Regions from separate parts of the Homo sapiens genome. Here region 2 is linked to region 1. A link is a loop called in an ENCODE intact Hi-C map of the cell type or tissue named here. Cell type or tissue: ascending aorta. All regions are shown on one strand. Links, peaks and the distances in the headings refer to the core of each region. The heading gives the core; the rest is flanking DNA.

Region 1 (15,232 bases), core at 455-8,454:
TGATTAAATTAACATAAATTTAAAACCAGCATCACAGTTATCAGACAAGGGTAGTATGGTCTTCAACTGAGGAAATCCACTCTTAGAGCTTCACAGATTGAAGAGTTTTCTCTAAACACCAGCCCATGATGCTTTCAGAGTGCTTCTTGCCATATCGACTTTGAATTTTCTTATTTTCCATAGTCATAGTCCAGATGACTTAAAACCAATAATACATGCTTTCTAAAATGGGTATAGAGTATATGGAGTTTGATTTTATCTCTCTGCCTTCTGCTGGGTCATTAGATAACATGTCACTTGTTTACAGCTGCACAATATTGGACCAAGTACCATCAGTGACACCATCCTGGAGGTGGGCTGGCCTTTCTCTGCCCGGGATGAATTTCTTCTCTATATTTTCCATATTCAAACTCTGGGACCTCTGCAGTGCCAACCAAATCCTAATATCAATCCACAGGATATAAAGGTAGGAGTCTGGTCTAATCAGTGGCTTTGTTGATTTTATTTTTATGGTATGAAAAAAATACAAACTGGGCTTGTTTAAAAAAGAAGAGTGAAATCGTTTTAAGTTGCTTCAGTGATCATTGATCAGAACTTTTCATTTTATAGTTAAAACACCAAGCCTAATTTAAAATATCCCTTCTAGCAAATTTAAATTTCTTTTTGTTTTGTTGCTTATGGTGACTTGTCATTTATTTCACCCATTTTAATAGGCACCTTTTATTTTTGGCTCAATTAGCAGCACATCCAAACCAAAATCATAAATAGACATATCACATCTGGGAGAATTAGTATAAAATGCTATTTTTAAAGTCTTTTTGGTCTATTGCCAAATTTCGTAAGGATCTTTGCCAAAAGAGGCTCTTCCAGCTGCAGCCCATAGCAAGTGGTGAACCGTGGCAATTTGCCAAGGGCCATGAGAACTCCCAGAAAGGAATGTTCTGGACCCTATTCTTTAATTGAAGCTTAAAGCCTAGAGCCGTGCTTTTCAAACTTCCTCTGAATCACCTGGCTGTCTGTTAAAATGCAGGGGCTGGGGTTGGACCTGAGATTCTGCCTCTCTGCAAGCACCCACCTCCTGTGCCTGATGCCAGTCTGTGGGCCTGACTTTCACAAACAAGGAGTAAGGAGCTGATCCCATCCAGATTAACATCCAAATTTGGCTTTCATGTTTTTCTGTGAAAGAAAGAAATTAATTAGCATAAGCCCTTGAAAATGCCACATTTGTATAAAGAAAAACAAAAGACAACAACATCTTGTAGTCAGATATTGTCCTTAGGAGATAACTTCATGTAAGAACGAACGTTCTCCTAGTAGCTACCAGGACACAGTGTCTCTATTAAAAATGGCGCAGCGCAGGCTTCATGGAATACCCACGCCACCAGCCAAGACAGAGCAGGTCTGCCCCTACCTCAGCCAGTGACACTGGGTCATTGCTCATTCTGAAAGGCATTCTTTTTCAACCCAACATGCCTCCTATTCAAAGGGAAGACTAAAGGGGGTTCATTAGTAAAGGACTTATGAGACAACAGCCTCCTCCTTTATGTAGAAATTATACATAAGGCCACTTGTGTTACACAAGATTCTTTAAAATATTTCCTTCCTGGAATTTTTTTTTCTCATTTCCTCTTTGCTCTTCATTGAGATGATTTTAAATTCTTTAAGGACAGTAGCTTATTATAAAATAACATCTGCAAATGCAAATGTATAACATTTAAATAATTAACACTTTTACATATCCTGCATTGCATTTAACATGTACTTTCAGTCATAGATTCTTTGAGCACATGATTCTGCAGAGACCTCTAACTCTTTTTGAGTGTAATGTTTAGTTTATATCTGACACTATTTATATATGTTTGTATATATTATGTAACTGGTTTAATGTACACCATGTTGGTTGTGAGTTATTTGTTTTTTTGTGGCATACTGTGACTACGATAGTATTAATAGATGACTTGTCTTAAATGTTGACAGATTCTTGCAAACCAAGCCATAGTATATACTAAGCACCTGGTGTTCCCTACTCCCCACTTATTCTCTTTTTTTTTTTTTTTTTTTTTTTTGAGATGGAGTTTCGCTATTGTTGCCCAAGCTGGAGTGCAATGGCGCCATCTCGGCTCACTGCAACCTCCACTTCCTGTGTTCAAGCAATTCTCCTGCCTCAGCCTCCCAAGTAGCTGGGATTACAGGCGTGTACCACCACGTCTGACTAATTTTTTTGTATTTTTAGTAGAAACGGGGTTTCACCATGTTAGCCAGGCTGGTCTCGAACTCCTGACCTCAGGTGATCCGCCCACCTCGGCCTCCCAAAGTGCTGGGATTACAGGCGTGAGCCACTGCGCCCCGCCCCCACTTATTCTTTAATGTATGTGCTTGGAGTAAAATTCTGTCTGAGGCTAATACTTTTAAAAATGCAATTCAATTATGTTCATTTTCCTAAAACTTTCAATCTGTGGAAATTGAATATAAGATTTAAATACAATATAAAGTAATATCTCCCTTAAATAACTAATCATAGCAATTTGTGAATTTTTGAAATTCTAAATTCATAGAGAAGTTGAAATGTTATTACTTTCAGGTTCTCAAAGTACTGTCACCTATACTTAATAAATGCTCCAGAGAGTCTAAAGGAGCTTTTATTAATAGACATTAAAAAACAGATAATCAAGAGAGTTTACATTAGTGACTATAAATAATTGAGAGTACTGGAAATTATTCTCCTCTTATGATGCTAAATAATTTTTTGGTGAAGTTGCTATTAACTTACATGGCAATTTAATTTTTCCTAGAGAATGCAAACGTCATCTTTTCTTGATATGACTTGGACTTTAGTGAAAAACAAATAATCTCTTACCTGTTGTTGTCTTCAACAGAATAGATCTGAGAAATTTTTAATTTTAATAACCATTTTAAATTCAAATTAGCATGAAAATGAATTGCTGTTAAAAAAACAAAACTGTGCCATAGCCAGGCACAGCGATGTTTGTAGCTACTCGGAAGGCTGAGGTGGGAGGATCACGTAAGGCCAGGAGTTTGAGGTCAGCCTGGGCAACATAGCAAGACTTCATCTCTTTAAAAAAATTGTATAGTTAGTTTTATTTTTAGTAAGAAGCAGACAGAGGATGGGCTTACTAAAAGGAACAGGGAGGCAGCAGAAATAACATTTGTCAAGGCAAGAATTCAATTCCAGTATCCAATCTTACTCACCGGGGAAGTGAACTAAGCTTCAATTCCTGATTATTTGGTTCTACAGTTTCTTTACAAGAAGAGTGATCTAGATAGTAAGTGCCTCATAAAACAGCTGCATCTGTGAGTAGTTCATGTCTACACATTCTTCACCCTTTCTGAGGATGCTCCAGTCCCCACTGGACTAGCCCCCAAAATGTCCCAGGCCACCGTGGGCCTGTAAGAGAGGCGCTCTCTCCCCAGCTTTCTAAAGCTGAGGGATTGGCCATTTCCTTCCTACGTTTTCCTCTTTAATCATTCCATTGATTTTCTTTCAGCAAAATCCCTTTCCCTCGTGTTCAGATACACTTTGTAGTCAACGTCCCCTTTCCTTATGTGTTCTTAAGTTGCCCACTTCCCACTGGAAAAATGCTCTCTTCTTCGTTACCTCTCCCTGATCCCCACAGATCTCTAGGAAAACTTGTGAAAAATAAGCCAGACTTCCTAAGAAGCATTTTAGAGGTCACACACTCCAGGGATCCATTGCCACTAACTCTAAAGCCTTCACAACTTCCCAAATATGCCCTGAGAATCCCTGCAAGTTCCCACATACTTCCTAATTTTTCTCAGTTAAATCGATTTCCACCTAATGTAATGTGCTGAATGTAATGTACTTAACAAATGGATTTTCTTCTATTTTTTAAATTACTCATATGGCAGCAGTCCTGGACATTGTTATTTTCCTTACAAATACATACTTTGACGGCATCAAAGCCCTATTGAGGATTAAGTTGGGTTTTTGTGGACTGGCTTGAGAACTGAAACACCATTTAAAACATCATTTCTAAAGAGAAATGCATTCTGAATGCCAAACATCTAGCCTAAAACCTTCTGAAATACAACCGGTCTATAACCTGGATATGCACTCCAAATACAACATAACTCTGAAAGTCTTCTCACATAAGTCTCAGCATCTGATAAGACCCAAACAAGGTTCAGGTATTTTTTATCACAGTAGAAACTGGTTATAGTTTGGTTATCTCAGCAAGCTACCCTAATGTCCCCAAAGTTTCAGGAGGAGACACTGACTGCTTTTATAAGCTACCACTGGGATCATCCTGTAACCTGTGGCTGTTTAAAAAACAGTGGTGAAAAGTTCTCATCCACAACCATCTCACTTGTTGCCCAAACACAGAGCATTAGCAACTAAATTGGGATGGGGCAGGGGCAGACACACACAAATGCTTCTAGAAGTCAGTGAGTTCTTATTCTGAATATTTGTCTTGGACCAGGAGCATGGCTCGTGCCTATGATCCCAACTCTTTGGGAAGCTGAAGTGGGAGGATCACTTGAGGCCAGGAGTTTGAGAGCAGCCTGGACAACATAGCAAGACCCCATTTCTACAAAAAATAAAAATAAATTAGCCAGGCATGATGACACATGCCTGTAGTCCCTGGAGTCCCAGCTGCTCAGGAGACTGAGAAAGGAGAATTACTTGAACCCAGAAGTTGGAGGCTGCAGTGAGCTATGATCACACTACTGTACTCCAGCTTGGGCAACAGCATGACATCCTGCCTCTAAACAAATAAATAAATAAATACTTGCCTCATATCAGGGTTTATGGGATTCACTCAGCTTGGTTTGTTGACACTTTCAACCCTTAGGGCGTGAGGGAAGGTGGAATCAAGGGTGGGCAACAGCCTGGGGGCTGCAGGAGATCAGGAAGGGCTGGGTGAGCTGCACAACTGGTGTTTCCCCTGTGAATTGTCCCCAGGGCCCAACTGAGGTCAGCCTAGGGGCATGGAAGTGCCTTGAGGATGTCCCTTCCCACTTTCTCTTTTGCCTCCCAATGAAAATGTCTCTGCCTTTGAGTTCCTGTTTCTCCGGTGATAGTTTCTGCTTCATCAGGTTCAGTTGTGTTTTCTGTAAGTTTAGGGGCATAAGCAGATGCCCGGGAAGGGTCTCCCTCCAGGCTTCAGGGTCTAGGTCAGAGATAGAGGATTTTAACATGGCACCTTATTCACATCGTACCATCTACAACATTTTGAAATGTTCAACTGTCTGCAGCATCCAAAGCAATCCATTAGAGCTAATTTTTTTCCAGATCCTTCTTGGAATAAAATTTTAGAGTTGAGTGAAGTATTTCTCAACTAATCTAAAGCCAGTACAATAATTATTTCAAACTATCAATTTTCTTATTTGATGGGCTTTATCCTAGGGTTTGGAGAGTCCTGCACACAGACTGTTATCTTTAGATAAGATGAGGTTGAAAAAGTAAAACCTATTGAGGAGCCAAAAGTTTCATAATGAGTAAAGGATTTTTCTTTTTCTATTTTTTTCTTCTTTTTTTTTTTGAGATGGGGTCTTACTCTGTCAGTCAGTCTAGAGTTCAGTGGTGAAATCTCAGCTCACTGCAACCTTTGACCCCTGGGTTCAGGTCATTCTCCTGCCTCAACCTCCTGAGTAGCTAGGATTGGCACCCGCCACCACACCTGGATAGTTTTTGTATTTTTAGTAGAGATGGGTTTTCACCATGTTGGCCAGGCTGGTCTCGAACCCTTGACCTCAGGTGATCTGCCCTCCTCAGAGGCCGGGTGCAGTGGCTCACTCCTGTAATCCCAGCACTCCTCAGCCTCCCAGAGTGCTGGGATTACAGGAGTGAGCCACTGCACCCGGCCTCTTTTTTTTTCTTTTTTTAAGACAAGGTCTCACTCTGTTGCATGGGCTGGAGTGCAGTGGCACTATCTCTGCTCACTGCAACAACCTGTCTCCCAGGCTCAAGCAATCCTCCCATTTCAGTCTCCCAAGTAGCTGGGACTACAGGAATGTACCACCCACCTTGCTGATTTTTGTATTTATTTGTAGAGATGCGGTTTCACCATGTTGCCAAGGCTGGTCTCAAACTCCTGAGCTCAGGCAATTCACCCACCTCGACCTCCCAAAGTGCTGGGATTACAGGCATGAGCCACCATGCCCGGCCTAGGATTTTTCTTTAATTGGCAAGATTTTGTAATAGACAGCTAAGTGTGAGATGCAGAGGGAAAAGGCTTAGATGTGAAACCGTACCTAGGAGAGGAAGACCGATAAGATGCCCACATATAACCTATGTTAAGACTATGGAACACCATTTGGGGCCCAAGTTCAGGAAAATAATCCTGAGATAAAAGTGGCCTGAAAGACTCTATAGACTAAGAAGGGCTTAACATGAGAGAAAGCTGATGCTGTTTGTAAAAACTGCTGTGAGAGCCGTGGAAAGCTGGAGGTTGCCGCCGAGAATGTCTCCTGAACCAGACCAGTCCCATGGGAAGTCCAAATTACAACCAGATAGTACAAACATGGAAAGCGGAGACACAGAAACCGTCCGTTCTTTAGGAATGAGAGTTTTAGAGTTATGTTTTAGAATGAGTGGGCCCGCAGACAGTGGCTTGGCAAATTTGCATAGTTTTGTCTTATCCTTTAGGGTACTTTCTTCTTCCTAACTGCCTTCGTGTACTGGTTTTCCTTAATTCAGAATGCAGGCGCTCGTTACTTCCTAGCACAACAGTTCTTGACCTCTTTCCCTCTGTCTCTCACTCACGCGTGCGCACACACACACATACCCTTAAAAATCAAGACATATGGCTAGGCACAGTGGCTCATGCCTGTAATCCCAGCACTTTGGGAGGCCAAGGCAGGAGGATCACTTGAAGTCAGGAGTTCAAAACCAGCCTGGCAACCATGGCAAAACCCCATCTCTGCTAAAAGTACAAAAATTAGCTGGGCGTGGTGGTGGGTGCCTGCAATCCCAGCTACTCAGGAGGCTGAGGCAGGAGAATCGCTTGAACCCGGGAGACAGAGGTTGCAGAGAGCTGAGATCACGTCACTACACTCCAGTCTGAGTAACAGAGCAAGACTCTGTCTCAAAAAAAAAAAAAAAAAAAAAAAAAAAAAAAAAATCAGGACATGAAAGGAAGAAGATTATTTAGTATATCTTTACCATTAACTCCTGATTTCTTTGTGGAATCATTTTGACAGCCTTGACCACAGGAACCGTAATTTATGTCCTAGCTGAAGCATTATTTGATGGCTGTTACTTGCCCCTTCAATACTCGGCTGTCTTCTATAAACTCTCCTCCCAGAAAAAAACAGAACAAAACAAAACAAAACAAAAAAGAACTTAGCTGTTTATTATTTTAGAAGGTCTGATCAGGAAAACAGTAGTCAATTTTAATTTACTTCCTCTCCAATTGTGACGTACTAGTGACATCTATGGCTTGCCCCTGGACCTGGTCAGTCTGTCCTAGGTATGCTTCCTCTTTCTTATGGGAATGCTACCTGTGATAGAAGAATTGTATTTGCCTTTTTAAGAGTGCCTGAAGATCCAATTCTCGACCATCAAAAAGAATTACACAGTCTGAGATTTTTACCTTCTCTTTGAGATGGTCTTCAGGTTTGCACATATATTTTGGAATGTAAAAACACCATGTTCAAATACTAAGAAAGCATCAACATCACCAGTGGAGTGAGTAGATTCTTTTAGTTGTGCTTTGCATGAACTTTTCAGGAGGTTAAAAAAGTGGGGGTTTTCTTTCCCTACAAATCCTCAACATTCATGTCTTAAAGAAAATTACATGGTGGACTGCCCCCCAGGGCTTGTCTCCACTTCGGTTTAATTATAGGCAAAGTACATGAGAGTTGTCTGTTGTTTCTTGTGTGCTAGGAATACCTGAAATCCAAAAACAAATTACAAACAAGAAAAAGATAGTGTGCATTGCTTTTGTTTGGGTTCACAGGGCCCTTCATCTAATTTCACCCAACTCCTTTTTTCAAATGCCACATTTCCGACTGTACTGCACATCCTGGCTGCACAGTATCCCTTTAATCCATAAATTTAAACCTATGACACAGTGAAGAGTTTGGTAAAGAATGATGAAAATAGAAAATTCCTGTTGGGCTAAATTCTGAGTAGCAGCTGTAAAAAGAAACATGTTTACCAACAATTATTTCCTTATTGCAGAAAGAAGTCATTTTCATTTGTTCTACAGAAGACACTTTAGTGGTGACCACCAGCTTCTCCTAGCACTTAATGAATTGTCCTGGGAACTGTCTGCCTATCATGGATGCTAAGAGGCCAGCGTCCTCCACCCTCAGTGGAAAACCATGGCCTGTAGGTTCACTGTCAATTGTGAAAGAGGCTCCAAATGTTCATGTAGAAAATGGGCTTTAACTGTTGTTTAGATTTCTTGGGTAGCTTCTTCCTTTTTGTTTTGTTTTGTTTTTAAATAATTTCTGGAATGTCATTTCAGAAAGCTGGTTTGCAAGCTATTTGGAGATCTTTTGACTATGGTGTTTAAGAGTGGCATTCCTCTATTTGTAAAACTGTGTCACAAAAGAAAGAGATGTGTTCCATCAACCCCTGCCACGTGACACTGTCATTCTGTAGCTCAAAGTAAGCCCTGTGTTTTATTGAGAGACCACTTAAAATGTTTGTGAATGACAATTTACCCCAATAGGACATGTTCTTTATTTGTACACAAGATACATCTGATGAAACCACACCGGAAGTTAAAGAGTTTTCTTTGGGGTATTGGTTTTTGTTTTTTTTTTTTTTGGAGACAGCCTCACTCTGTCACCCAGGCTGCTAGAGTGCAGTGGCACTATCTTGGCTCATGGCAGCCTCTGCCTCCGAGGTTCAAGCACCTCTCCTGCCTCAGCATCCTGAGTAGCTGGGATTACAGGTGTGCACCACCACCAGCCTGGCTAATTTTTGTATTTTTGGTAGAAATGGGGTTTTGCCATGTTGGCCAGGCTGGTCTCGAACTCCTGGCCTCAAGTGATCTGCCTGCCTCGGCCTCCCAAAGTGCTGGGATTACCGGCGTGAGCCACCGCACCTGGCTGTTTGGGCTATTGTTTTAGCACCACCACTACTATTACTGCTTACTGCTAATAATAATAATAATAGGCTATATCTTGGGAATAAAGAGTCAGTCCCTTGTTTTTTATAGTGCCTCTTCTCTGTAGCTTGGTTAACCACAGAGTTAACCTCTGTAACATAATTGTCAATGACCTATAAAAAATTTACATGATTCATCTCAAAGCAAAATCTACATGTACACCCACATAGTATATGATAGAAAACATATGAGAGAATTTTAGCTAGTGATTTCCACAATTCTTAATTTTCTGTCTAAGCTCACTTTTTATCTGATACCATCAAAACTGTTCTATCAGATCCTCCATCACTGGGCATCTGTATTAGGCCATTCTTGCCTGGCTAGAAATACATAACACTGGGTAATTCACAAAGAAAAGAGGTTTAATTGGCTCACGGTTCTGCAGGCTGTACAAGAAGCATGGAGCTGGCAACTGCTTGGCTTCTGGGAGGCCTGAAGGAGCTTTTACTCATAGCAGAAGACAGAGTGGGGAGCAGGCACTTCACATGGTGAAAGCAGAACCAAGAGAGAGAGGGTGGGTGGGCAGGGAGTGCCACACACTTTTAAACAACTAGATCTCATATGAACTCAGAGTGGAAGCTCACTTAGCGCCAATGGGATGGCCCAAGCCATTCATGAGGGATCCACCCCCGTGACCCCAGCATCTCCCACCAGGCCCCACCTCCCACATTGGGAATTAAAACTCGACATGAGATTTGGGAGGACAAATATCCAAACCATAACAGCATCCTCGATCAACTGTGGGGCTTCCCCTCCTCCTCATTGTGCCAGGCTCTGCCATGGTTCTGGGATGTCCCAGGGCCCACAGTGCTGGGCTATCCAAGGCCTACCCTCCGGTCCATGCACTCCACCTCCCAGGGTTTCTGCCACTGGTCAACAACACCTCAAGCTACCCTGCCTCCAAGACATTCGACTCAACTTTCCTTTCTCCTCCAATTCAATCTCCTGTTTTTATGATGGTCTCACTTGTTCTCTTCAAGAAAATTTTTCTTCCCTGGTATAAATGCTTTCTCTGACACAGTTACCCCATCCCACTCTCAGGACTTCCTCTGGCCATACCTTCTTTCCTGCCAAGCCTGGACTCCATGATGAGTTACTTGAAACACGCTTTTACAAGCCCCCATAACCTCCTGTTTCTAATATCCTTCCAAGCCCCTGCCCTGAAAATCTCAGTCATGCACAGTCCCACAGCCTGGCTTCTCTACCCCATAGCCTGATGGCGCCATGACAGATTGATGTCGGGGCGCACGTTCACGGAGCCGCCAGCTTCGCAGGGGCATCTGCCATTGTGATGATAGCACCCTCCTCGTTGCCTTGTCTAAACCTTCACCACTCTCTCTGTCCTTCCTACGCAATAGCTCTATCATTACTATTAGGAATGATCCATTTCCCCATCCCAAACCCCTCCCCACCTGATAGGGTTAGGCTTTGTGCCCCCACACAAATCTCATCTTGAATTATAATCCCCATAATCCGCATGTGTCAAGAGAGAGACCAGGTGGAGGTAATTGGATCACGGGGGTGGTTTCAGCCATGCTTTTCTCGTGATAGTGAGTGAGTTCTCACGAGATTTGATGTTTTTATAAGTGTCTGGTATTTCCTCTCCTGTTCATTCTCCCTCCTGCCACCTTGTGAAGAAGGTACCTTGCTCCCCCTTCACCTTCTGCCATGATTGTAAGTTTCCTGAGGCCTCCCCAGCCAGGGAGAACTGTGAGTCAATTAAACCTCTTTCCTTTATAAATTACCCAGTCTTGGACAGTTCTTTATAGGGGTGTGTGAATGGACTAATACACCACCCCACCCTTCCACATGCCCCTAATCATCTCTCTTCCATCCTCAATTGCTTTCTAACACTTCCAGAGAAAGGAGGATTATTCCTCCAGCTCCATGAATTAACTTTGGTACATCAAGTATCTCCATTTCCCGTATCTTCAACTTCTTCCTCTCTCCTTGGACATTCCTTGGGTTCTATAAACTTTGTTAAATTTCTCCCATCTTCAAAACAAACAGTAAGTGCAGTAATTTGACTCTGTATTCTCTTCCAAGAACGGACCTCTTTCCCCTTCCATTTATAGCCAAGCTGTGCTTGCTATCTCTACTTTTTCATTTCTCATTTACTTTTTTTACAATTTTACATTTTTGTACATTGTTCATGATTTTTATGTTAAGAACGCTAAATGCTATCATAAGAATATATCAAGCAACATGTAAAAACATAAAGAAGAGCATTTTAAATAATAGTGTTACCACCTGTTTACTGTTATTTTTCCATTTATTTATGCATTAACTTATTTTTCCACATCCATAAACATTTTACATACATATATATATATATATATACATATATATATATATATATATATATAGCCAACAGATAAGGAGACTTGGCCAGGCACAGTGACTTACACCTGTAATCTCAATGTTTTGGGAGGCTGAGGCAGGAGGATCACTTGAGCCCAGGTGTTCAGGACCAGCCTTGGCAACATAGCAAGATGCTGTCTTTACAAAAATGAAATTCAGCAGGTGCAGCAGGATGTGCCTGTAGTCCTAGCTATTTGGGAGGCTAAAGCAGGAGGATCACTCTGCTGTAATGAGCTGCGATTGTACCCATTATGCTCCAGCCTGACCGACAGAGTGAGACCGTGTCTATAAAAATGAAAAATAAATAAATAAGGAGACCCTTTTAAAATCTACAACATTATTATCATACCTAAAAAGAAATAAGCAAAACTTCCTTAATATCATCGGATCTCCACTACTCTAACACTTTGAGGACTGCCCTTCCAGATTATTTCTATTTATAGATCTACAATGTCAGATACATCCATTTTTATTAAAAATACAATCTTACTACATTTGCTGTTGTAAACCTGTCTTTTCCCCTTACTAATATCTTGTATCTTTCTAAATTCCAATGGAGCTTCATGCCATCATTTTTAAAACCTGTCCAGTAGTATTCTGTATAAATAGATCATAACTTATTTAATCAGTAACCTGTATATGCCTACAAAGTGTTAAGCTACAGTTTTTCTTCTCTATTATAAATAGTGTTGCTACAAACATCAATATTTGTTTTCATGCCTTATTTGGGGGACAAGGCTCATCTTGTCTCTCAGCCGTAGGGAATTTACTATAAGAACAACAGAAGGATTTAATTTCATATCTTTTTAAATAATTATCCATTTGTTAAAATCCTTTCACTCTTGAGCTACTGCAGTTAAATTTCCACCTCCACCAATCTGTCCTCATAAAAGGACATCTGTAATTTTGTTCTTTTTTTCTTTTTATTTTTTTTAGAAGCAGGGCCTCACTCTGTTGCCCAGGCTGAGAATTCAGTGGCATGATCGTAGCTCACTGCAGTCTTGAACTCCTGGGCTTAGATGATCCTCCTGCTTCAGCCTCCCAAGTATCTGGGACTACAGGCTTGTCCCACCACATTGGCTATTTTTTTTTTAATTAGCAATGAGGTATCACTATGTTGCCCAGTCTGGTCTCAAACACCTGGCCTCAAGTCAAGATCCTCCTGACTCGGCCTCCCAAAGTGGTGAGATTACAGGCATAAGCCTGGCTCATAATATCTTTTTAAATTTAATTTTAAGTTTTGGGGTACCTGTGAAGGATGTGCACGTTTATTACATAGGTAAACATGTGCCATGGTGGTTTGCTGCACCTGTCAACCCATTACCTAGGTATTAAGCCCAACATGCATTAGCTATTTTTCCTCATGTTCTCCCTCCCCCCGCCCCCCTACCCTGACAGGCCCCAGTGTGTGATGTACCCCTCCCTGTGTCCATGTGTTCTCATTGTTCAACTCCCACTTATAAGTGAGAACATGCAGTGTTTGGTTTTTCTGTTCCTATGTTAGTTTGCTGAGGATAATGGCTTCCAGTTCCATCCACGTCCCTACAAAGGACATGACAAAATTGCCAAGTTCAGTGCATAAAGGTCTTCACCCTTCCTTACTTCTCTGCAGGATTTGGCATTCTTTGTCACTCTCTTATTTTTGCAGCTTTCTTTTCCTTGGGCTTGTATAAAAACGACACTTTCCTAGATTACCTCCTACATCTGATCTCCCTGCCTTAGCTTTCCTCTCCAGATTATCTTCATCTCTCTGTTTCCTGGGAGGCTCTAAGTGACTCTCTGCTTTGTGTTTTCCATTTTCTCATCTGGCAATGCAGACCAGCTGGCAGGCAGCTTAGGTACAGCTGGATAGGCACAGATGGGCCCCAGACCAAGCATGCAGAACATCAGAGGCTTGGCGAGTGTACCTGGGGCCATCGGGAACGAAGAGCAGGTTAGCATGCTGGAGTGAAGGACCTTGGGTTCTTGGTCAGAGAAGAGGCTGGAGAAACCGGCCAAGGCCAGCATGTGAGGACCTGTGTGTGCCATGCTAGGGAGTCTGGACTCCGTCCTTCTGTTTGTCTAGTAGGTTTTTCCAGGTTTTCATGACATACTGAGCACTCTCATTTCATCTTTTGTGATGCAGCCTACATCGGCCATGTAGAAATTTCTTTTCTTCATTCCATAGAGATGGGCATACTATTATTGCTCCTGTGACTACAAAGAGAAACTGTGTGAAAGAAATCATAATTCTCAAGGGTGGGAGTGGGGAACAGAAAATTAGGTCTTTGTATTCAGTGGGTCTAAAATAAAGAATGTTAATGCGATATTCTGTGTGATTTATTGGAATTCTCAAAATATTTATCCAGCCAGCAGATGGACCCAGCATGGAACCTGAGATAAAATAGTAAGTTCTAGGACATTTGCAAAACGAACTCAGGGCTGAAAACAGACTCCACTGCAGCACAGTGAACATGTAGCAGACTTTCGAAAAGTCATTTTTGTCAGGGCAGAATTTTCTCCTAAAGGAGTGCAGGAACGTGGGGTTCAGCCATGTGGATGTGGGGTCTTTGACCACATCAGGCTGTTTCCCCAAATGAGGTTGGCACCTCACTATTCTGTCACCTCAGGATTCATCTCCCCATACAGAACGTTCCTCAGTTTAACTGGCCCCACTCTACAATGAGAGGAAAGTAATGAGAGAAGGATGGCTCATGTCTGAAACGTCACTTGCATGTTTTCTATCCTTGTGGGGAAATGACTTCTGCTTCAAATCTTCTCCTTGCAAGATAAACTTCCCAGGAATGCATTCCCCATGCTTCGTGAATTCCTGTCATTGAAGAGTGGAAAAGCTTGTTCCTTGTGCGTGCAGGTCATGTCACTGTTAAACACACTGCTGGTAATCACAGGTCTGGATCCTCATGTGAATCATATTCCACTGAGAAAAAAAAATTGCCTAGAGTTCAAGGCTAAAGAAAATGTAGCAACTGTTCATGTGTTTTTAATGTGGTATCTCCCACTTTCTTTTTGCAGCCTGCTGCCTCCCCAGAGGACACCCCTGAGCTCAGCGCCTTTTTGCGAAACTCTACTATTCCTCATCTTGTCAGGAAGAGGGATGTACATGTGGTCGAATTCCACAGACAGAGCCCTGCAAAAATACTGGTGAGTTATCCCAGTGTGCATAGAACTGAGGGAAATGAGTGGCTTGGATAGAACCCTCAAATACAGATAGTTTTAACTTCAAGGATTGTTCTTGGTCTCCTTCAGTGCTCAGATATTCCTAACGTTTGGCAGTGTTTATCTCGAGAATGAAAAGCAACTTTTCTGTAAGAATTAAGGAGCACTTGCAATATAACCTTTTCACTTTTCTAAAGCTGCCATGGAGGCCACTTTGGAGAATAATGGTGAAAACATCAACTGTGACCTTCAATCCATTTCAGGAACATACACTTTCAGTTGTTAGTCCGTGCATAGATGCTGGGCTGTGGTAGTTTGAAGTGAGCATGGACCCTTGGAGTTCTGCACCTGTCCCAGAATCTCAGAGCTTCTGCTTATCTGGAAGAGGCAAGAATGGTGTGTTCAGGGCTGGGTATGGTGGCTCACACCTGTAATCCCAGCACTTTGGGAGGCCAAGGTGGGAGGATCCCTTGAGGCCAAGGGTTTGGGACCAGCCTGGGCAACATAGCAAGACCCAGCCTCTACTTTTTAAAAAAAGAATGCTGTGTTCAGGTTTCCTGGGCCAAAACCCCTGCTGAGTCTTAGCACTGGGGTCTGTGGCAGCTCAAGCCTGA
Region 2 (15,232 bases), core at 6,990-14,989, 130 kb after region 1:
CTAAACAGCTGTCAATCTCAGGCCAGTGACAGAGGAAGCACGGAGAGGAGACTTCACAGCAGTCTGCCCTCAGGAAATGCTATGTGCAAATACACACTCCCAGAGTAGCAATCCGGGGGGCAGCTCCTATAAGCTATTATGTTCAAAGAGTATCTGTACCACTATTTTTATTACTAATATTACTGCTGCTGCTACTACTGTAGTAGTACTACTACTGACTGCTGCCGTTATAATTTACCTTTAGATTCTGTTCTAGTCACATGTTAGTACTGTACTTATCTCTTTTAAATCTCACAAATCCCTATAAAGTTGGTTTTGTTGTTATTCCTGTTAATCATACCAGGATATTGATGTTTGCAGATCCTAACTAACTTGCATAAGGTCAACCCATTGGAAAAAGGGCAGAGCTGGGCTGTGACAAATCCAGATGAGTCTGAAAACTTGGAGGATTTTCCATACCTGGTGGGAAAAGAGGCTAATTAGCGTTGGAATCTACAGATGGGGTGTGCGTAATTGTTTTGTCATGGTTAGTTTTAAGGATGGCCAATTTCCCTCCCTGACAGCTCTTCCTTGTCTTCTCATTGTCCTGCAATGACATCAAACTCTTTCAAGTTGCTCACCATGGCCTCATAATTGGATCCTAGCTTACTTCTCATCTCACAACACTCTCTACACTGTCTTCTAGGGACTAGCTAAATTTGGGCAAGATCTTTACAGAAAATCACTCCCTGGAGGAACTCACTGAGCTACCTGCTTTACAGTTCTATTTGTTCTGTGTCATTTTAAGCTATTGCCTCAAACAGATTCTAAACTAATAGAAAGCAAAGAACATGCCTTCAGTCAAATTCATCGAGCTGCAGAGAAAAGGGAATGCTGATACACTGTTGGTGGGAATGAAAATTAGTACAACCTCTATGAAAAAGAGTGTGGAGATTTCTTAAAGAACTAAAAATAGAGCTAGCCTTTGATCCAGCAATCGCAGTACTGGATATCTACCCAAAGAAAAAGAAATCAATATATCAAAAAGAGACCTGCACTGGGCCAGGCGCAGTGGTTCACACCTGTAATCCCAGCATTTTGGGAGGCCAAGGTGGGCAGATCGCCTGAGGTCAGGAGTCCGAGACCAGCCTGGCCAACATGGTGAAACCCCGAAATTAGCCACGTGTGGTGGCAGGCGCCTATAATCCCAGCTACTCAGGAGTCTGAGGCAGAAGAATCCCTTTAACCTGGGAGGCGGAGGTTGCAGTGAGCCGAGATTGTGACATTGCACTCCAGCCTGGGCAACAAGAGTAAGACTTCAACTCAAAAAAAAAAAAGATTAAAAAAAAATACCTGCACTAGTCTGTTGATTGCAGCACAATTCACAGTAGCGAAGATAGGGAATACACTTAAGTGTCCATCACCAGATGACTGGATAAAGGAAATGTGTTATATATACACCATGGGATACTATTTAGCCATAAAAAAGAATGAAATTATCCCTTTTGCAACAACATGGATGGAACTGGAGGTCATCATGTTAACTGAAACAGGCTAGATACAGAAAAACAAATATTGCATGTTCTCACTCATAAGAAGATGCTAAAAAAATCATGTGTACCCATGGACACAGAGCATGGAATAACAGATAGTGGAGACTCAAAGGATGAGGGAGTGGGAGGGGTGAATGATGAGACATTACTCTAGGGGGTACAATCTATGTCATTTGGGTAATGGACACCCTAAAAGCCCTGACTTAACCACTATGCATGTAAAATAAATTGCACTTGTACCCCACAAATTTATATATATTTTTAAAACAGGTGGAGCATGGTGGCTCATGCCTGTAATCCTAGCACTTTGGGAGGCCAAGGTGGGCGGATCACCTGAGGTTGGGAGTTCAAGACCAGCCTGGCCAACATGGTGAAACCCCGTCTCTATTAAATATACAAATATTAGCCAGTGTGGTGGTGGGCACCTGTAATCCCAGCTACTTGGGAGGCTGAGGCAGGACAATTGCTTGAACCTGGGAGGCAGGGGTTGCAGTGAGCTGAGATCGCACCACTGCACTCCAGACGGGGCGACAGAACAAGACTCCATCTCAAAAAACTAAATAAATAATAAATAATAAATAAACTCACTGGTTGCTACTCTGGTTGCTTCTGAGGGTGGAGCGAGAAGGGACACATACAATGGGGTGCTCAGGCCTCCCCTAGGAACAGGGAGACACCCTCTGCAGTGGAGAAGGCGATGGTTGCTGAGACAGTCCTCGGAGGAGAACCCAGGACGGCTTCCCTGCAGAAGGAAGTGACTCAGCCGCGGAGGACTGCAGGATCAATCGGAGCAGATCAGGTAAAGGAGTGCAGGGGCTGGGGACAGAGCAAATCGCCAGGCTGGAGAAACAGCACACAGCAAAGCCGGAGGCCAGAAAGAGCGTGGCTGGCTGCAGAAGCTGAAAGTTCAGTAAGGCTGGGATTCCCAGATAAGGAAACGCAGTGTGGAGCCATGACGCTAGAAAGGTAAGTAGAGGCCGAGCTGGAAAGTTCCCAAGCCAGAATTTTGTTTTGTTTCGTTTTATTTTTGAGACGGGATCTTGCTCTGTCACCCAGGCTAGAGTGCAGCGGCACGATCATGGCTCTGTGCAGCCTTGACTTCCCCGGCTCAAGCGATCCTCCCACCCCAGCCTCCTGAGTAGCTGGGACCACAGTCAGGTACCACCATACCTGGCTGATGTTTGTGTTTTTTGTAGAGATGGGATTTCACTATGTTGCCCAGGCTGGTCTTGAACTTCTGGGCTCAACGATCCTCCCACCTCCGGCTCCCAAAGTGCTGGGATTACAGGCAGGACCCACTGCACCTGGCCTCAAGCCAGAGTTTGAACTTGATATAGTGGGCAATGGACCACTTGTGATGGTAAAATGCCTTATGCAGAGGAGTATCATGACCAGATCAATGTTTTTAAACAATCGCTATGTTCTCCATTTCTTTGGTTTTTATTTCTGATTTTTGAAATAAGTTTGTTTTTTATTTATACATAATAGATGTACATATTTGGGGGTACATGTAATCATTTAATTCATTCATATAATTTTTAGAGATCAAATAGGTATGATTGGATTATCCATCACCTTAAATATTGTTTTTTCCTCATAACACCTGAATTATTCTCTTTTAGCTGTTTTAAAATATAAAATAGATTATTATAAACTACAGCCACCCTACTGATCTTTCAAACACTAGGTCTTATTTCTATCAAACACTAGGTCTTATCCCTTAGATCAAGCTGTATCTTCACTTCTTTTGCATTTTCCTACGTGCTCTTGACTGCAGTTCTCCACGTAAGGATTTAAAGGCACAGGTTTTTAACGTTGCTAGATTTCCCAAGGAAATTTAAATTTGAATTTTTTTTTCTTTAGCTCTAGGTAGAAAGAGGCCAGAAAGGTGCATCCAACTCTAGAAAAGAAATTATCCCAAGAGTCAGGAAAGGCTGCCAGGAGGCACTGCAGGATCTACCCTTAGGATACTGTGTGGTCGGGTTGGTGAAAACCACGGCCCTTTGTGTTTAGGTTCAAAGCCACGGCCCTTTGTGCAGGACTCTGTGGAGGCCCTGAAGAAGTGGCTTCCAGGGGGGACAAGAATGGCTGTATTATAAGGAGACTAATCAGCCTATTGAGGAGTAGGTGTAGGGGTGTGGGAGAGTGGGGAGAGCTCAGGGTCCCTATAGTGTGGCACGTGTTAATAACAGCCAAAGCTTATGTAGAATTGATTCTATGCCGGGCAGTCTCCTGAGGACCCTCTACATGTATATCAGCTCAGTTAGTCCAATGACTCTGTGGCAGAGGGACCTTTATGAACCCCATTCTCCAAAGAAACTAACACCCAGAGTGGTTAAATAATGTGCCCAGGGCACCAAGCTGATGAGTAGCTGTGCTGGAGTCAAAACTGCACTTGCAGAGCCAACTACACCCGTTCCATCCCCAGCCAAGTCTGTATCCTGGGCGGCAGCCCTGTGACAATCAGAGGCTGTACCGTTCCCTCCACCCTCACGTCACTGCATCTCAGATCCAACCCTCCCAGTCCAGCCGCAGCTCTGATATTGGTCACCCAACTCTACTGCGGTGGAAGATGCCTCTCTCTAACTCCCCGGTCTCTCTATGATTCAAGAAGTGGGGCTGTGGTCCCATCCTGGGGAGAAATTGCACACAAGTGCACGCTGCTAAGGAAGAGGAAAGCACTCCTCAGTTGTACAGATAAATTGTTCACATGGCTTGTTCTCCGCCTCATTCCAGAGCCTCTGTTCAAAGGTCACCTCTTCCTAGAAGCCTTCCCTGACTGCTTGTCTGAAATTCACACACACACATACACACACAAACACACACTACTTATTCCCTAACCCTGCCTGGCTTTTCTTCAAGCACTTTTCATTAGCTAAAATTGCATGGACCATCTGTTTACTTGGATATTATCTTCCTTCCCGGGATATGACAGATATTCTATATAATATAACTGAAATTCCAGGATAGCAGGGCCTTGACCTTCCGCTGCTGTAACCCTAGCTCCTAGAACGTTGTCTGCCAATAAGAGGGCCGCTCAAGAAATTTTTTTTCAATTAATTAATTGAAAACATTGAAGAGCGAATGAAAGCGTTGTTGATTACCTCGCAGCCCCACCTCTGCCAGGGTTGCTTTAGCCCTGGAAGCATAGATCCTCTTCCTTCTCATCTCTTTCTCTCTTTTTTTCTTTTTCTCCTACCTCTGCTTCTACAAGCTCAATCGTGCAAAAAAAGGAAACAAAACAGTGCTTGGAGCTCTTCCTCACCCTCTGTTTCTGAGTCTACGCTGGCTGGCTGAGACTTGCTTCTTACTGTGTACGGGAGGAGAGCAGGGTGTGGATTCTGTCATGACCTGGTTCCCGCTGATATCCTGCCTGTCACCGTGAAACTGACTAAACACTTCCCAGATTTCCGTCCTGTGAAAAAGTGAGCTGCGTCATTCCCCAGCACGACGTGGGCCCGCGAACTCTTTCCTTTGGAGTTGTGTCCAGAGGGTTGTTGGGAGTCTGTCTAAAGATAAGTGGGGAGATTTGGAGAGCACACAAAATGAGTGTAAACCCCAAGGGATAGGAATTCCTCTGCCATCAGTGAGAAAAAAAACAAACCGGTGTGGGCTTTGCCTGCATTTCCCGTGGTGAAGGGAAGGGGAGCTCTCTCTCCCAGCTTGCCCTGCTGCTGGCCTCAAAGTCAGCTCTCTGTCAACTGTCTCCTCTGATCCTTCATCCCAAACAAAATCACAGAAGGCAGTGCAGGGTAAGAGAGGTTGGCCAGCTGGACTTTGGCCATAAAATGAAATCCAGGGCAAAGTTCTAAAATAAGGGAGGTCTGCTTTTGAAATTGTCATTGTTTTTCTCATTCTGGACTCCCCTACCACAAATTTTGCTCAACTAAAATGGAAAAACAGCAAGGCATCATCTTCATGTAAATATTGGAACACAAGGATGCTACCTAGAAGAAAAGAATACCCATGGAAGAAACCAACTTTGAGAGGCTTTTGTGTGTGTGTATGAGACAGGGTCTTGCTGTGTCACCCAGGCTAGAGTGCAGTGGTGCGATCATAGCTCACTGCACCCCCAAACTCCTGAGTTCATGCGATCCTCCCATCTCAGCCTCCTGCCTAGCTGATAGGCACATACCACCATGCCTGGCTAATTTTTAAATTCTTTTTATGGAGATCAGCTCTCGCTATTTTGCCCAGGTTGGTCTCAAATTCCTGGGCTCAAGTGATCCTCCTGCCTCAGCCTCCTGAGTATCTGGGACTGCAGGTGCACACCACCATACCTGGCTAATTTTTAAATTTCCTTCATAGAGATGGGGTCTTGCTAGTTTGCCCAAGCTGGTCTTGAACTCCTGGCTTCAAGTGATCCTCCCACTGTGGCCTCCCAAAGTGCTGGGATTACAGGTGTGAGCCTCCATGCCCAGCTGAAGTATTCTTCAAGAATACTCAACATGTGAGACATGTGAGCATTCAGAAGACATGGTAAATATTCAGTACCAAGTCTGAATAATAATAATTGTCATTAATATTATTTTAGAGACAGGGTTTTGTTCTATCACCCAGGCTTCAGTGCAGTCAGAATCATAGCTAACTGCAGCCTCAAACTCCTGGGCTCAGGTGATCCTCCTGCCTCAGCCTCCATGGTAGCTAGAACTACAGGTGCACACCACCATGTCCAGATGACTTTATTATTTTTATGTTGTAGAGACAGGGGTCTCTGTGTTGCCCAGGCAGGTCTCAAACTCCTGGGCTCAAGTGATCCTCCCACCTCAGCCCAAGTCTGAATGATAATAATTATTATTATTATTATTTTTCTTTTTTTGGATGGAGTCTCACTCTGTTTCCAGGCTGGAGTGCAGTGGCATCATCTCGGCTCACTGCAACCTCTGCTTCCTGAGGTCAAGTGATTCTCCTGCCTCAGCCTCCCGAGTAGCTGGGATGACAGGCACGCACCACCACGCCCAGCCAATTTTTGCATTTTTAGTAGAGACGGGGTTTTACCATGTTGGCCAAGATGGTCTCGATCTCTTGACCTCCTGATCCTCCTGCCTCGGCCTCCCAAAGTGCTGGGATTACAGGCGTGAGCAACCATATCCAGCCTGAATAATTATTAATAACACATATCTTTACCAGGTTTATGTGAATCACTGAACAGTTTATGTCAGTAAATTTTTAATTAGTATAAATTGTTATTTCTGTTTGGAATGTTTTAGGCAAAAGTTAACTAAATTGTTTGTCATTATATAATTATAATTATATATTACATATAATTATATAAATTATATATTACATATAATTATATAAATTATATAATATAAATTATTTTATATCACTCCAAATTCTTATTGTATACTTGGAGAAAATAGTTTACTCTTTATCTACATTTCAAAAATTTTTCGCAGCCCTTCAAGATCTCTGGACATGTTGCCTCACAATTTTCTTTGTCTTCATCCACAAAATTCCCTTTTTCTCCATAATAAACTTTTCATCACCAACAATAATATTTACTGAACAGTGTACTAAACACTTTCATCTTGGACCATAACTGTTCAGATTAACATGCTGTAGGAGCTTCAGATGGCCATAAAAATCCTCTTCTCCGTTAGGTTCTTTGGTTTTTGTCTCCAAATATTTCCTTCCCATTCATTTTATCACACGCCTTTGAACACTGGATTTTTCTCTAGATCTTCGACGTGTCTCCAGTCTGGACTCCTTTTTCCATTTCAACAGCTTTTTAAATAATGCAATTGAGACCACATTAAGAAATGTTTACATTGTCAACACCCTTTAAGAATGTATATCCTTAAAATGGAGTAAATATGAAGAGACCATACTCATTCAAATCCAAAATATAAAAGCCTCCTCACATTACATCTTTGAAGTATCAACATGCCATGAAAATTTTTTGTCTTGAGATCTTTCCCAACTGGGACTTATTTAGATCTAGCAATAACTTTCACCTTTTCTTCTAAACTCAAAGGAGTCTAGGGCAGAATTTCCACATCTAGACAAAACAGAATAATCATTTTTGTTCTCTCCCAGATCTTTTTCACCCTGAATAGCACTTGCCAGCAAGATGTGAAAAGGAAAAGTTTGCAAGCTCGGACCAACCATTCTGAGGGCTTTGATCTGTCTTTGATTTTGCAGCAATTGGTGCGAATGGTAGACATCTGATTCACCTGCCTTACTCATTCCTGACGCGCACCCTATACCAGCTGCTCTCCACTGACTTTGGTAAGTGCTCTGATGAGTTTTGTTTACCCAGACTTGAGAAGGAGATGTATAAATACAAATGACTGCATAACCACATTTTAGATAAGACATCCTTAAAACGCTCATCAGTAATGTTTTAGAAACTCTTATGGCTGTAGACCAATCTTTTGGAAACAAAATTGTTTCAAGCTTTGGGAAGGCATTTAAAATAAAGAAAAAGAAAAACTAAGCAAGATGAAATAGACAAATTAAAGCAAGAGATATTTTGCCTGCCCTTTTTATTTTTTAATTTGAGATGGAGTCTTACTCTGTTGCCCAGGCTGGAGTGCAGTGGTGAGATCTCGGCTCACTGCAACCTCCACCCCCTGGGTTTAAGTGATCCTCCCAAGCAGCTGTGCGTACACGTGTGTGCCACAACGCCGAGATAATTTTTGTATTTTTAGTAGAGACAAGGTTTCGCCATGTTGGCCAGACTGGTCTCGAACTCCTGACCTCAGGTGATCCACCTACCTCGGCCTCCCAAAGTGCTGGGATTATAGGCGTGCCACTGCACCCAGCCTCGCTTGCCATTTTTAAAACAACTTTTATTCTACCCCCTTTGTACTGTTTGGACTTCTGTTTACCATGTGCGTGTGTTGCCAGGTAAAAAAGAACTATGCCTTTTGGTTTTGTTTTTTTTTTTTTTTTTTTTTTTTTTTTTTTGTGTGTGTGTGTGTGTGTGTGTGTGTGTGTTTGAGACGGAGTCTCGCTTGGCCGCCCAGGTTGGAGTGCAATGGCATGATCTCTGCTCACTGCAACCTCCACCTCCCAGGTTCAAGCGATTCTCCCGCCTCAGCCTCCTGAGTAGCTGGGTGCCATCATGCCCCGCTAATTTTTGTATTTTTGTAGAGATGGAGTTTCACCGTGTTGGTCAGGCTGGTCTCGAACTTCTGACCTCGTGATCCACCCGCCTTGGCCTCCCAAAGTGCTGGGATTACAGGTGTGAGCCACCATGCCCAGCCCCAGAACTATGCCTTTTAAAGCCAAACCATATATCTTAATTTTCTTGCTCAAAGTAAAACAGAGCACATGTTACAAAAATGGAGAAGGAGAGGCTGCTAGTGGTGAAACCAAGTCCAGCACTGCCTTGTTGGTGAACGTTAAAGATTTCGCTGGAAACCTTGTTTGGGATACTTTGTCCTCCTGCCCCCAGCCCCAGCCTCTCCCAGGCACACCCCAACCTTCCCAGTCTCTAGCCCAGATCTCCTTCCTGCTCTCAGCTGTCAACTAATCTCTGCTAAGGTGGTCCATTTTTATTTATGTTTATATTTTATTAATTATATATTTTTATTTTTTATTCTTTTTTTTAAAGACAAAGTCTTGCTCTGTTGCTCAGGCTGGGATGCAGTGGCAAGATCTTAGCTCACTGCAGCCTTGATCTCCTGAGCTCAAGTGATCCTCCCACTTCAGCCTCCTGAGTAGCTGGGACTACAGGTATGCACCACCATGCTCAGCTAATTTTTAAGTTTTTATTAGAGATGGGGGTCTCACTATTTTGCTCAGGCTGGTCTCAAACTCCTGGCATCAAGTGATCCTCTCACCTTGGCCTCCCAAGGTGCTGGCATCACAGGTGTGAACCACCACATTTGGCCTAATTTTTAAAATCTATAAATGTATGTTTAAAGCAATGGTTAACCCTCGAGCCCTCTTTAAATGGATATAACAAGGGGAAGCCCCGGTTGATGCAAGGATTCAAACCCCTCCTTAGCTTCCTCTGGTGTGAATCGGAGGCTGGCAGAGAGGGCGAGTCAACGCATACATATTTGACAAAATGCAACAGTGTCAGTATATAGAGTTCCTCAGCTATGACTGGTTAATCACTGAGGCCACAGCGTGCTATGTGTCTGGCATCCTGCTAGGAATTGAGGCTACCAAAAACAATATCTGCTGCCAGGTCTCCATCCTAGAGGAGTTCCTATGCCAGTGTGGAAGATGGGCACATAAATCAATCATGACAGTTCCATGGGGTAAGTGGCTAAGACAGAGACGTGTCCAAATGTCCCTGAATCCCAGAGAGACGCTGTCCTTGAAGGATCTTAAACAGGAAAGATATGTGGTCAAAATACCACTCCTGGCAGCACCCTGGAAGATTAGAATCCAGGAGACCAGAGTGAATGCTCTGAGGACAGCCCGGACCAGAGCACATGGTGCAAGAAAGTGAGGGAGGGGCGCTGGGAGCAGGCAGAACTAGGTCAGTCCCCCATGGGATAAGTTATCTCCATGAAGTATGCAGTGTGTGTGTGTGTGTGTGTGTGTGTGTGTGTGTGTGTGTGAGAGAGAGAGAGACAGAGAGAGAGAGAGAGATGAGGAGTGAAAGCGATGTATGGAGGAGAGAAGGATGGGGGAGAGAGACAGGGAAAGAGGGAGAAATAGGTAGAGAGAGAAAGCGTGCGCGATAGAAAGGGAAATGGAGGAAGAGAAAGAAGAGAAAGAGACGCAGAGAGGGAGGGAAGAAAGGAGGGAAATGGAGAGAGAGAAGAGAGAGAGAGAGAGAGAAAGAGAAGGGGGGGAAGGAAGGAAATGGAGAGAAAAAGAAGAGAGACGGAGAGAAAGAAAGACGGGGGAGGGAGAGGGAGAAAGAGAAAGAGAGAAAATACTGCCCTCTGGTGGCTGACGGACAAAACTGAAGAATTATTAATAGTATTGTATGTGTTAAGTTGCTCATCTCCATTCTAAAAGGTGATCCCGCTGATAATGTCAGTCTTAAAGCATATAATTGAAAAACCTGGGGGAAAAATTGTTTTAACACATTCTTATATCTGAAGTCTGTGTGCTGATCAGCGGTGATAAACACACCACAGCCTTTACTCCTTATCTCCTCACATCTTCCAGCTGTGTGAAATATAGATTGCTTGCCTGCTAGTGAACTGTCTGTATTCAAGGATGGTTTCATAATTTCTATCAATGAAACCCTTCAATAATTTAGCTAACATAACTTTGGAAAGCTCAACAATGAGTCATAAAGAAAGTTAATATTGCCATCCATCCTGCAAAATACTTTCTTTATATGTTTGTGTATATGCTTATTGGTCTCAAAGTTAAAAACAATTTTAATAAATGTTATCCCATTATTTGCTATTAAATATTTAGATTCTGTTTTTTAAAAATATTTCACTGAACTGAATTTAAACAAGAAGAGCCTGGCTTGGTGCATGCCTGTATTCCCAGCTACTCGGGAGGCTGAGGCAGGAGGATCACTTGAGTCCAGGAGTTGGAGGCTGTGGTGAACTATGATTGCACCACTGGACTCTGGCCTGGGAGACAGAGGAAGGCCCTGTCTCTAAAAAATTAAAACAGATAAATAAAGATAATTGAAAATGATTATTTTTTTAAAAAACGATACCAAGCAACCACTCAAATAATGCTCACCAGCCCCCAAAACTGTATTTGCATGTGTGAAAATGCCCAGCTTTGTAAAGGGAGTCTGTAGTCTGTGTGTGTTAATATTCCCCAGAAACCAACCCAAGGCTTAGGAAAGAATAGAGAAATTTCCCCCTATTCTATGTATATTTGTAGCCATCATTTGAAATGTCTTAGGCACCTAAACCAAGCATGAAAAGCACAGTTTCATTCCAGCTTTATGAACTTTACGTCACATTAAACCAGAAGGCTCCCTTTTCTCCTTTATGTTTCTTCCATTTCTCAAATCAATTGTCAATTCTCAATCCAGAATTTAAGGGAGAAATTTAAAGAAAAAAGGGAGATAGATAAATTTAAAGAAAAAAATGAGATAAACTTCAACAATATTACAGACTTCAATTTTTTTTGTAACAAATTGTTCGCTGAGACTGAATTTTAACCAAGAATGGAGTGAGAAAATACTATATAACTTCTTTCTGGGTTTGAGTTTTGTTTCTTGTTTTTTTGAGCAACTAGCTTTCACTGTATTTATTCTGCCTTCTCTTAACCCAGCCAAATAGCCTGGAAACTTGGAAGGATGTCTGGTTTATTTTTTATTAATTAAAGAGAACGATAAAAGATAATACAAAAGATAATTTTTCAGTTTCCTGGACTCCAATCCCGTATATACTGGATGGAATCAAAGGTAAAATTAGATTACCATTGGAGAAGGAGCAGGATCCAGAGTGCACGGGAAGTTGGCTTTGGCTTAGAAATTATTATTTTGATGCTGTAAATGTTTCAATCTGACAACTCCCCCCACTTCCCAAGATTGTCATCAAATGTAGGAAAAGAAAGAAGTGAAAAATTACCTAGAACATGTATATGTATAACTGGGAATGTTGCCTCTCATTGTTTGAAAACATGACCTTTGTCCTTGCAGGGAATTCCAAATTCCTTGCCTGGAAACACGTTCTGAAAGGAGGTACAAGAGCACTTTGCAAACTATGGGATCAAAAAAAAACTGAACATAAATCTGATCGAACTCTGACACCAGTTTTCAGAACACACAGAGAGAGAGGAGCATGTTCCACACCATGTACTCACTAAGATCCATGCTGTGAGAACCTCTGCAGCAGCGGTCCCCAACCTTTTTGGCACCAGAGACCAGTTTCATGGAAGATAATTTTTCCACAGACCGGTGGGCGGTTGGAGCGGGGCTGGGAGGAATGGTTTTGGGACGAGTCAAGTGCATTACATTTATTGTGCCCTTTATTTCTATTATTACACTGTAATGTATAATAATTTTTTTTTTCTTTTTTTGAGACGGAGTCTCGCTCTGTCGCCCAGGCTGGAGGGCAGTGGTGTCATCTCGGTTCACTGCAACCTCCGCCTTCTGGTTCAAGCAATTCTCCTGCCTCAGCCTCCCGAGTAGCTGGGATTACAGGCCCGCACCAGAACGCCAGGCTAATTTTTGTATTTTTAGTAGAGATGGGGTTTCACTATATTGGCCAGGCTGGTCTTGAACTCCTGACCTCAGGTGATGGTGAAATAATTATAAAACTCACCATAATGTAGAATCAATGGGAGCCCTGAGCTTGTTTTCCTACAACTAGATGGTCCCATTTTGGGGTGACGGGAGACAGTGACAGATCATCAAGCATTAGATTCTCATAAGGAGCACGCAACGTAGATGCATCACACACACAGTTGACAACAGGGTTCCCGCTCCTATTAGATCTAATGCCACACTGATCTGACAGGAGGCAGAGTTCAGGCAGTAATGTGAGCAATGGGGAGCAGCTGTAAATACAGAGGAGGCTTTGCTCACTCCCCCGCCACTCACCTCCTGCTGTGCCAGCCCAGTTCTTAACAGGCCATGGACTAGTACCAGTCTGTGGCCTGGGGTTTGGGACCTCCGCTCTATAGAACAAACAATCCTGTTTTTATTTTTCAATAAATAAATACCAACCAAAAAAAAAGAGAGATGGGGAGGGAACCCACCAATTGAAATATATTGAAGAAACATATCAACAATTGTGATTTATGGATCTTATTTTGGATGTGAGTCAAGCCAACCATAAAATGTTATGAGACAGTTGTGAAATTTGAACCGTGGCTGGTTATTTTATTTCAACAAGGAAAGATTGATGATTATTTTTTCAGTGTAATCATGGTGTTTTGGTTATGTTTAAAATAAGGAGTCCTCGCTGGGTGCAGTAGCTCATGCCTATAATCCCACCACTTTTGGGAGGGTGAGGGAGGATCATTTGAGCTCAGGAGTTTCAGACCAACCTGAGCAACGTAGTGAGACCCTATCTCTACAAAAATTTTAAAAATTAGCTGGGTATGGTGGCACGTGCCTATAGCCCCAACTACTCAGGAGGCTGAAGTGGGAGGATCGCTGGAGCCTGAGAGGTTGAGGTTGCAGTGAGGTGTGATCACACCACTGCACAGCAGCCTGGGTGACAGAGTGAAACCTTGTCTCAAAAAATAAAAATAAAAAATGAAGAGTTCTTATCTTTCAGAGTGTTATCCTGGAACTGAAATTTGCTTCAAATAACCTGCAGGAGTGTGATCGGTATATATGATTCAAGACTGGCTGTGAATTAGTAACTATTAAAATCGAATGACAGGACCTTAAAGGTTCATTAATCTCCCTATTTTTGTATATATTCAAAATTTTCAATATCAAAGTGTTTAAAAGCAGGGGTTTGGGGAGGATGATGAACACCTGGAGCTCTCAAACACCACAGGTAGGAGTAGGAGTAGAGGTTGTTGCCACTACTTCAAAGAGCTATTTGGCATTTTGAAGTAGAATATGTGAATGCGTAATGCTGCCATTCCACTTCTAAGTCTTATTTATTTATTACTTATGTATTTACTGAAACAGAGTCTCACTGTGTCAGCCAGACTGGAGTGCAGTGGCACGATCTTGACTCACTGCAAACTCCACCTCCTGAGTTCAAGCAATTCTCCTGCTTCAGCCTCTCGAGTAGCTGGGATTACAGGTGTGCACCACCACCCCTGGCTAATTTTTGTATTTTTAGCAGAGAAGGGGTTTTACCATGTTGGCCAGGCTGATCTCAAACTCCTGACCTCAAGTGATCCACCTTCCTGGACCTCCCAAATTGTTGGAAGTACAGGCGTGAGCCACCGCGCCTGGCCCCGACTTACAGGGTTTTAGAAGACTGAAGCTCTAAGAGGCTGAATTACCATCAAATGGCTTTTTAAGCTTCCAGTCTATTGCCTTCTAATATTTTAAAATAATTGATTCCTATAAGAAATAACACAAGCGGCCGGGTGCGGTGGCTCACGCCTGTAATCCCAGCACTTTGGGAGGCCAAGGTGGGTGGATCACGAGGTCAGGAGATCGAGAACATCCTGGCTAACACAGTGAAACCCCGTCTCTAATAAAAATACAAAAAATTAGCCGGGTGTGGTGGCAGGTGCCTGTAGTCCCAGCTACTCGGGAGGCTGAGGCTGGAGAATGGCGCCAACCCGGGAGGCGGAGCTTGCAGTGAGCCGAGATGGCGCCACTGCACTCCAGCCTGGGCAACAGAGCGAGACTCTGCCTCAAAAAGAAAGAAAGAAAAGAAAGAAAGGAAAGAAAAGAAAGAAAGAAAGAAAGAAAGAGAGAGAGAGAGAGAGAGAGAGAAAGAAAGAAAGAAAGAAAGAAAGAAAGAAAGAAAGAAAGAAAGAAAGAAAGAAAGAAAGAAAGAAAGAAAACAAGCTACAGGCCAGGGGCGGTGGCTCACACCTGTAATCCCAGCACTTTGGGAGGCTGAGGCAGGTGGATCAACTGAGGTCAGGAGTTCGACACCAGCCTGGCCAATATGGTGAAACCCCATCTCTACTAAAAATACAAAAAATAGCCGGGCTGTGGGCATGGTAGCAGGCACCTGTAATCCCAGCTACTCAGGAGGCTGAGGTGGGAGAATCGCTTGAACTCGGGAGGCGGAGATTGCAGTTAGTCAACATTGCACCACTGCATTCCAGCCTGGGTGACAGAGGGAGACCCTATCTCAAAAACAAACAAACAAAAACAACAATAAAAATAACGCAAACTACATTTAATGAGGCAACGTGATGATAAACTGTCTGCAAGGACT

What was found. Hi-C counts contacts between places; a loop is a spot of excess contacts. Peaks named below come from ENCODE experiments on the same cell type or tissue, not always from the same donor. Only the 100,000 strongest peaks of a DNase experiment are listed, where the experiment ranks them.
Region 2: it touches region 1 in a loop (3-fold over the local background); 8 of 110 quality-filtered maps call a loop at or near these places.

The regions. Positions count from the first base shown.
Region 1 is chr10:15,557,445-15,572,676 of GRCh38, reverse strand. ITGA8 (integrin subunit alpha 8) reads left to right here. Exons shown (of 30, transcript NM_003638.3): 25 at 308-466; 26 at 14,475-14,603. Among named protein-coding and RNA genes, the nearest start is that of ITGA8, 150 kb to the left of the region's middle. In ascending aorta, for the core only: no CTCF peak of the experiment used is centred there; a DNase peak (open chromatin) is centred at 906; H3K27ac peaks cover 5,856 bases.
Region 2 is chr10:15,429,409-15,444,640 of GRCh38, reverse strand. No RefSeq gene overlaps it. Among named protein-coding and RNA genes, the nearest start is that of FAM171A1, 66 kb to the right of the region's middle. RefSeq lists an enhancer at 10,237-10,531. In ascending aorta, for the core only: a CTCF peak has its summit at 10,386 (motif pointing left); DNase peaks (open chromatin) are centred at 9,616 and 9,870; H3K4me3 peaks cover 1,290 bases; H3K27ac peaks cover 5,019 bases.